2 separate regions of the Mus musculus genome follow, and region 1 is linked to region 2. Evidence: chromatin contacts called from ENCODE Hi-C or POLR2A ChIA-PET data. All regions are on one chromosome and are shown on one strand. Each heading gives the region's core, a stretch centred on a gene start or an enhancer-like site at or near the end of the contact. The rest is flanking DNA. Distances are from core to core; before and after follow the strand shown.

What was found. A loop is a pair of places that touch in the nucleus more often than their neighbours do. ChIA-PET counts read pairs that join two places held with the same protein, here RNA polymerase II (POLR2A).
Region 1: a loop to region 2 is called in a map of mature B cell, with 2.1 times the contacts of the local background. The contact joins the enhancer-like site here to the promoter of Rnf141 in region 2. A Hi-C loop is called at or near these places in 3 of 37 maps with a recorded cell type or tissue (CH12F3, gastrocnemius and mature B cell). POLR2A ChIA-PET finds 5 or more read pairs at or near these places in 3 of 5 experiments (Patski and embryonic stem cell).

The regions. Positions count from the first base shown.
Region 1 is chr7:110,918,374-110,922,545 of GRCm38, forward strand. It overlaps Mrvi1 (MRV integration site 1), which reads right to left. Exons shown (of 21, transcript NM_194464.3): 10 at 2,941-3,019. Among named protein-coding and RNA genes, the nearest start is that of Gm16336, 15 kb to the left of the region's middle. Within about 2 kb of position 1,543, at least 1 of the 3 ENCODE cell types and tissues checked has a DNase peak (open chromatin) inside an H3K27ac peak, as active enhancers do.
Region 2 is chr7:110,841,414-110,845,872 of GRCm38, forward strand. It overlaps Rnf141 (ring finger protein 141), which reads right to left and starts at 2,968. Exons shown (of 6, transcript NM_025999.3): 1 at 2,926-2,968.

The DNA of each region.
Region 1 (4,172 bases), core at 293-2,792, 76 kb after region 2:
CATGAATATAAACTCTTAGGAGGTTTTTCTAGTGTGTTAATAAAACAATTAAAAGTATTTATAAATGTATGTGATTTATGCCTCTGTGTATATGTGTGTCTGTGTGTGTGTCTGTGTGTGTGTCTGTGTGTGTGTGTCTGTGTATGTGTGTGTGCCTGTGTGTGTGTCTGTGTGTGTGTCTGTGTGTGTGTGTGTCTGTGTATGTGTGTCTGTGTGTGTGTCTGTGTGTGTCTGTGTGTGTGTATCTGTGTGTGTGTCTGTGTGTGTGTGTCTGTGTGTGTCTGTGTGTCTGTGTGTGTCTGTGTGTGTGTGTGTGAGTGTGTGTGTGTGTGTGTGTGTGTGTGTGTGTGTGTATGTACACAGAGGGAGATGTCGGCTGCTCTTGCTCTGTCATTCATTGAAGGATCTGGAGATAGGCTGGCAGCCAGCAAACCATAGCAATCCTCCTGTCTCCACTCCTCACAGCTCTGGTGCTACAGGCATGCATTGTCGCTATGCATATGACCGGCTCTGTATGTGGGTGCTGGGGACTCAAACTTAGATCCTCATGCTTGTAGAGCAAGCCTTCTTACCCCCGAGCCATCTCCCCATCTCTAAGGTGCTTTATTTATTTGTTTGTTTGCTTGCTTTTACTTATCGAGACAAGGTCTAGATACATCACCCTGACTCTCTGTAACTCAGTATGTAGTTAAAGCCTGGCCTCGAACTCACAGAGAGCCTCCTGCCTCTGCCCCCAGAGTGCTGGTATTATAGGCATGTGCCACCATACCCAGCTAGAGATGGTTAATTTTTTAAAAATAATTCAGTCCTTTAAAAAAGGACCTCTGAGCCGGGCGTGGCGGCGCACGCCTTTAATCCCAGCACTCGGGAGGCAGAGGCAGGCAGATTTCTGAGTTCGAGGCCAGCCTGGTCTACAAAGTGAGTTCCAGGACAGCCAGGGCTATAAAGAGAAACCCTGCCTCGAAAAACAAACAAACAGACAGACAGGACCTCTGAAACCTTGTTAACTGAGAAGGTGGTGGTTATTGTATGTCAGCCCAGAACAGTGATTCATAAGATGACAACACCAGCCATAGACAGTGTGGGAGGGGAGTGTGCCCTTCCAGAGGTGCTCTGTGAAGCCTGACGCACACCCGTGCCCACAGGAGAAAGGTGGAAGTTTCAGAAGTTTCAGGACACTGGCTTTGCTCTCACTGCCCTGCCCCCCACAAGCCAACCTCCTCTGGATTAGTTTATCTAAAATTAAATAATGCTAAAACATGTTTCATAACTGCTCCTGGGATGGCAAAGCCATGTGATGGAATCAGCAGTCCTTTGGGCCTCAGTTTCCTTAACAATAAGGTGAGAGCAGAAGTCCCTGCCTCTTAGTTTCCTGGGGGGAGACTAAATCTGAGTTGCCAATGACTTAGAGTCTGCAAAACACTAGAGAGGATTTATTGAGATGACATTAGAAGGAGACGGTAAAATGTTGTATGGCTTTGTTTAAATGAGGGACCTAGAGAAGACATAATCCACAGAAACAGGAAGTGAAATGGGAGTGCAAGGGGCTGGGGGAGGGGCACAGACAGCTGTGCCTCATGGGTGTGGCTGCAATTGAGGGAGATGAAAAGGGTCTGTGGATGGACGGTGGCGATGGCTGCACAATACAGCAAGACTGGACCTAAGGCCACTGCCCCACATGCTGAAAATGATTAAAATGGTAACATTAGTGCCATATATATAGTTACATATAACATTGTACATATCACCACTTAAATTAATAAGTACCAACAAAAGACAAGACATATATGCATATATATATTCATAAATACAAAATAAGGAATGAGGGTGATTTTGGAGCAGATGGACAGACCGGCTCCTTTAAGAGACAGGTGCAATGATTCAACAGAACACGTAGAGACAAGGGAGTGAGTGCCCACAGGCCTGAGGAAGAGGGAAGAACAGAGAGCCTGCCCTTCTAGAAGCATCCCTAAAAGCATGTTCTTTCTTCTCTGGCCATCACGAAGCATTCTGGCTATTGGTTGCTTTTAAGCAGCTATCTCGGTATCTCCCCTGTGCACCATTTGTTCAGTTAAGTATTTACTCAGGGCTTATCAGTGCCAGGCAGCACTGTGAATGTAAGCATATAGCTTACAGTATGTACAGACACACATGTGCACACATGGACATATCCCCAGAGAGAGATACGGGCTCTTGGGGCCCAGTAGCATCTCTGGGGATCTTAACGGCTGGCACCTAGACAGCACTCACTATGCACCGGGTGCTGCTCTAGGCATACTGTAAATAGAGTTTCATTTGTGTACTCGTCTTGATAATGTTCGAGGCAACTATGATAGCCCCGTGTAACAATGTGGGATGTGGGGATCAGGCCCGGTGAGGCCACAGAGCTTGTTCACTCAGTAGCAGAGCCAGGATGGACAGCTGTGGCTCACCCCGGGACATCAGCGAACTCAGAGGAAGGACGCACGAAGGCAGGAACAGGGAGGATCCAGCCTCTGTCTGTATTTTCAGAGAAGTGTGGCAGAGTGTGTGGCCTGGGGGAGAGCAGAAGGCTTGGAGGAAGGGATATGCAGACACCCAGCAGGGCAGGGCTGGATTATGGACTTTGTGATGACAGCAGATTGAAAAGAGAGAGCTCTGGTGTCTTGAAAAGAGGAACTGCTCTATTTGGGTAGCTTCCTGGGTGTAAGGGAAAAGCAATGTCAAAAGTTCAGGCCTGGGGCGCCTTCCAGACCCAATGCCACTAACAGGGATAGGGCGGGGTGGCAGGAAGGAGACAGACTTGAGCGTGCTCTGCCTCAGTGGACTATACAATCTGTTTCCTTCACACATGCACAAAGACTGATGGGAAATCGAGTGTTCACACATAGAACGCCACCGGCCTAACCAGCCCTGGGAGGGCACACAGGTCCCCCCCCAAGCCCCTCCCCCTCCGCCTACCTTTGTCCTGCTCCGCGGCCTCACTCAGTTCAGGGAGCTTGAACCCCACCAGGTTCTGGTTTCTCATCAGGATGTGTTCCTTGGTGAGAGGAAGAAGGAACACAGTTCAGGTGACGACACAGGGCGGTATCCTGAGGTACTAAGAACTTAGGGGACATTAAGGTCCCCTAGATACGAATGCAGCTGTTCTAGAAGTAATTCTTGATGGTCTCACTGCTGGGAGCAGCCTCCTACCCTGCCCTTCTGTGTAAGTGACAGTCCTTCCTCAATGATCTTTGTGGCACCTCCAGACAAATGAAGCCTGAGAGTCACTGCTTGGGGGACTGAGCATGCAGAGCAAGGTTGGGGGTGCTGGAGGACCCAATAAGCTACCCTTGCTCCAAGCCAATCCATGTCAGACTAGGGCCCTCTCGGGATGTCTGGGTGATATCCTGGTTCCTGGTGACATCCAAGGGTTCTCAGTCTCCCAAGTCACTTGAGCGACTGGCCTCTGGGCTAGGGGAAAGAAAAGGGATAACAAAGAGTGCCCAGGCCATGGCAACAGAATTCAGGCCATGCCCTCGATATATACTTGGCAAGCCAGAGGTCCACAGTCCCTCAGCTACCAGCACACTGGGCAGGGTACAGAGCAGGTCTCGGTGCCACACCAGCTGGTAGCATGAACTTCCAGGTTCTCTGCGACTTCCCTTGCCGGGAGAGAGTGAGTGACCTGCAGGGATGTGGAGAGTTCTGAGGGAGTGGCCTACTCTCCCTGCCTCTAAAGTCTATGAAGCTGAATCTCCAGTTGTCTGCCCCCTTTGTCCTCACTTGCCTCCAGGGATATGAGATGTGGACCACTTTAGGTGGCTCTGCCCAGCCTTGTTTTAAGCTACCAGGTACCTTGGGCCTTGTATTGGAGGGTGGGAGTTCTGTGTAAATTGTTCATCTTTCTAAGCCTCCAGCCCAGAACATCACAGAAGACCAAGACTATCATCTATCTATCTATCTATCTATCTATCTATCTATCTATCTATCTATCTATCTATCTATCATCTACCTATCATCTATATATCAAGTTATCCTCTATCTATATATCTATATGTCAATCTATCATCTATCTATCTCTGACTGGCTTCAAATTTCCAATATAGCTGAACATGACTTTGAATTTCTGATCCTCCTGCCTCTACCTCTCTGGTCCTGGAATTACAGTTACCACCACACATTGTTTTATGTGACTCTGGGAACCTAAG
Region 2 (4,459 bases), core at 1,718-4,217:
ATTTGTACCTTAAAAGACTTCTCATTCCCAAGTATCTTATTTTAATACCCTACACTACTCATCAAAACCCATCTGAAAAGAAGCCTCTGTTGTTTCTCAAATTAGAAAATGTTGCCTTGTGTCCCTGGTACCCTACCTTGATGGCAAGGTTTATAGTGTGAGGCAGTATATTGTTTTCCTGTAATTGCGCTTAATATCCAGAAAGCTGATTCAGTGACTCACGCCTACCTGAGGGCATGAAACAAAGGTGTCCACACTGGCTAGGAGGGAAGATGCTGCATTTAAGCAACATTAACCATTTCATCACTAGTGTAAAAATATGATTACTTATGGAGCCACTGAGATGAGTATCCACAAAAGCAATCTGCCGAAACCGCTCTTCAGTCACCAGCCTTTTCAGTGTTGTTCATCCATATATGAACAGCACGTATCGTTCAATGAAGTCGCTTTACTCAGTTCCCCCTTGAGTCTTCAGGACACACACCTGTGCTCTTGGGTAGTAGATAAGTATATAGTATTTCTCTAGTCAATATAGAAATACTTTTTTATCATTCATCTAGTATTCTTTTATTAGCTCAATCATTCACACTAACATGACATGGCAGTTAAAATGATATTTATGGATAAAATTGTGAAGTTATCATACACACATGCGTGCGCGCGCGCGCACACACACACACACACACACACACACACACACACACACATCTATCACAGAACAGTAGTATTGCTTACAGATATAATATGTAAACCTGCAAACCACTGGCAATAAGTTTCAGTAAAATACAAGTCTGTGGTCAAGATTCCTCAAAGAGCTGTGACCTCTTCTAGTTAAGACAGAGATGTGCTTCCCAAGAGCAGCCTGAGGGTCTCTGAGAAAGAGCTGTTATTCTGAAACTCACAGGGATATCAAGGATTCCAAGGATGTGCCACATTCTTCAGTGGGTGGCACACACAGTCAATTGCTTCTTTTTCTAACAAATGAGTTGTTGAAGTTCAAGTATTCCTTATAAGAAACACAACTGCATCACTAATAATACTCACCCAAGGAACTCCCTGAAAATGTGAAACATAAGTCATTCAGAAATGACACAGAGGAAAACTGAGCCCATCAAAGTGCAAGACAACTGGGTGAGGGCTGGAGAGTTCAGCTGGGAAAGGACCTCCAGGAAGCACCCGGGCCTCAGTTCTACCCCTGAACTCATGTGAAAGGACAGCGCAGTGGCACACTTGTGATCTTAGTGCCAGGCCGGGTGTGTGTGTGTGCAGGGACAGGAAGATCCCTGGGACTTGCTGGCCACTAGGTGTGTAGTCTATCCAGACCTAAGGCTGACTTCTGGTGTCACATCAGATGACTAGTCAACAATGACTTCGGTATCAAAGGCACCTTTGAAATTTGTTAAATTTTGTACCATCTTCCATCTTAGTAATACATACTAAGTTCTACAATTGGGGCTCGAATGACACTACTTAACTTATTATTCACTATTTATACAAACTCTAAGTTTATACAGATATCCAATGATTAGGCTGGTCAGAGTCGGTATAGAATCTAGAATGCCTGTTCTGGGGTCAAAGGTATTAAGGAGGAGAAATAAAACTAAAGAAATCTCAATAAAATAAAATAAAACCTGAAAACCTATAAACAAACAGAGTACTGAGTAAGTGCTGGAGTTCTAATAGCACCAGTTGTTAATTTTCCTTATAGATTATCCATTCATCCTTTCATGGATTCTTGGAAAATTGGCAAGTATTATAGACAGCCTGACAAAGCACACACCAAGTAGTAAGTACACTCTGACTTAGAAAGAAAAATATTCTCTTTGCACCTTCTCTACCTTTTTAGAAAGAGAAATCAACTTCCTCTAGTTAAAAGAATTTAGATATATTCAGAGAATATCTATCCTATATGTCCCTTATATATATGGTTCCCTTACGCCAAATGACAAAGATAACATAGTCTTGAAAAACACAATCATGTTAAGACAGAAACCGAAACCAGCCAGCACAAAAGGGGTAAAACAAAATCCACGCAAGTCCTGAGGGCTCTGAATTCAGAAGGCATTACTTTTCAAGGACAACTATCAGGACCATTGGTCGGGTGACAGTTCAAGCCCAAGTAAAAGTCTAAAGGGTGAATTTCATTCTATAGCAAGCACGGTAAGGGGGTGTGGAAAAGATGGTCTTAGTTTGAGAAGCACGGATTAAAAGCAACTGGGAGTGTTACTGGAGCTACATGTACTCCAGAAGAAGGACAAGAAATGCTGGGCATCAGGAAATGGGGCTGGGTCGGAATATGAAGAATATGAAGGTAGGCTGGAGACAAATTGCAACAACAGTAACCCCACAGTTTTGTAATGAAACTGCACACAGAAGGCAACTTACCCTACAATTATGATTAGCAAGGAAACTTTTTTTTTAATGTCGGTCCTCAAAAGGTAGCAATTAGCTTGACAAGCAAGGGCCCGGGTGCACTGCCGGGGCGGGTTTAGTAGGAGGGCTGGCCGACACCACGGGCCCAGGCTCTCCCTCAGAAGCCTTGCCCTGTGGCCACCCTGCCGCCCTGGCCCCAGCACCCGCCCCTCAGCCCCTCCTTGGCGCACCTGCTCTGCTAACCAACAGCTAAACTGCTCAGTGCGCCAGCGCCAAGATTCAAAACCGCTCGAGCTGATCTCTGAAAGCTCTCCTCAGCACCACCGCGAAGGCGGACCCAGAGTCTCCACCGCCACCGAGAAGGCGGACCCAGAGTCTCCACCCGCCCAGGAATCGGTGCCCAAAGCCCGCAGCCGAGGCCCTGACAAGGGGCCCTAGCTCCTCTGAAGCCCGGTTTCACACCCTGGTGCTGCCCGGGCCTCCACTCCCTACTCCAGGACCGTGGAGTGGCTGGGAAGGGACACAGCGAAGGGGCGGCGCTGCAAGGCTCACCCAGTTCAAGGCATCGCTCTCCTCGCACCAGGGACACCGCCTCGGCTGCTGCTTAGCTAAACCCGCTAGGCGGCAGCGGCGCGGCCCGCAAACCAGTCGCACCTCAGTGACGTAAGGCCACGCCCTCGCGCGTTGCCTGGAGACGGAGCTCCACCCCCCCCTGTTGGCTTTGGAGGTTTTTGTAGCTCAAGGCTGCTGACACACACCTGTAGGCAAAATAGTCACATACATAGAAATCAATAAAATTAAATACTTTTGTAAAAAAGGACAAAAAAATGAAGAGGCAAGTCACAGGCTTTGGAAAAGCAAAATATATTTAACAAAGGACTTCTAATTAGAATACACAATTCTTACCCCTCCCCCCCCCAAAAAAAAAAAAAACAACAACAACAACAAAAAAACCCACAATTTTTTTAAATGGCCAAAGACTAGACTAGCCTTTTAGATTTATGGATAGCAAATAAGCACATGAAATGATGTCTGAGACCATTATGCAAATTAGAAGGGAAGTGAATTATCAATACAATACCACAGTGGCTAAAATGAAAAGAACTGTATTAAATATTGACAAAGATGCTGAACAAATCTGTTCAGATTGTCTGTTGGGGATGTAAAATGATACAATCATTGTGGAACGAGATTGTGGCCATTTCTTTAAAACCTAAGCACAAACATTCCAACCACATAGTCCAGTCATCCTGCTTCTAGAATAGATCCACATGAAGACTAGTACACCAACATCAGATACCTGATGTGGTGGTTTGAATGAAAATGGTCCCCATAGGCCCACAGGGAATGGCACTATTAGGAAGTGTGGCCTTGCTGCAATAGATAAGGCTTTGTTGGAGAAAATATGTCACTAGGGGTGGGCTTTGAGTTTTCAGATGCGTAGGTCAGACCCAGTGTCACTCTCTCTTCCTGCTGCCTGCTGATCCAGATGTAGAACTCTCAGCTACCTCTCCAGCATGTCTGCCTGTGTGCTGCCATGCTTCCCACCATGACTATTATGGACTAAACCACGGAATTCTAAGTCAGCCCCAATGAATTGTTTTCCTTTATACGAGTTTCTCTGATCATGGTGTCTCTTCACAGCAGTAGAAACCCTATGACAACATATCAACAGGTGAATGGAAAACAACTGAAATAAAGTCACACAATGGAATATTACTCAGCAATAATAAAGAATACATGATTGACACACTTAACAATGTGGATGAGCCTGAAATACTTAGGCTGAAAGAAGATAGACCTTCCAAAAAAATTTTCTAGAATAGCCCCCGCCCCCAGGAATCTTTAGTGGCAAAATCAGATCAGTGGTTGCTTAGCGGGTGGTGTCAGGTAGGAAACACTACAGTGTTAGAATGGGAACTAGAGGTGGCTGACTCAACGGTAAAACACTTGCCTAGCATGTTTAAGCCTTGGCTCAGACTCAAACACAAGTCCTCCAAACCTTCAAAGGGTAAGAAGAAACATTTTAGGGTATTGGCTATGTTCACTGTCTTAGAGCATGACACCACAGACATGAATGTAATAT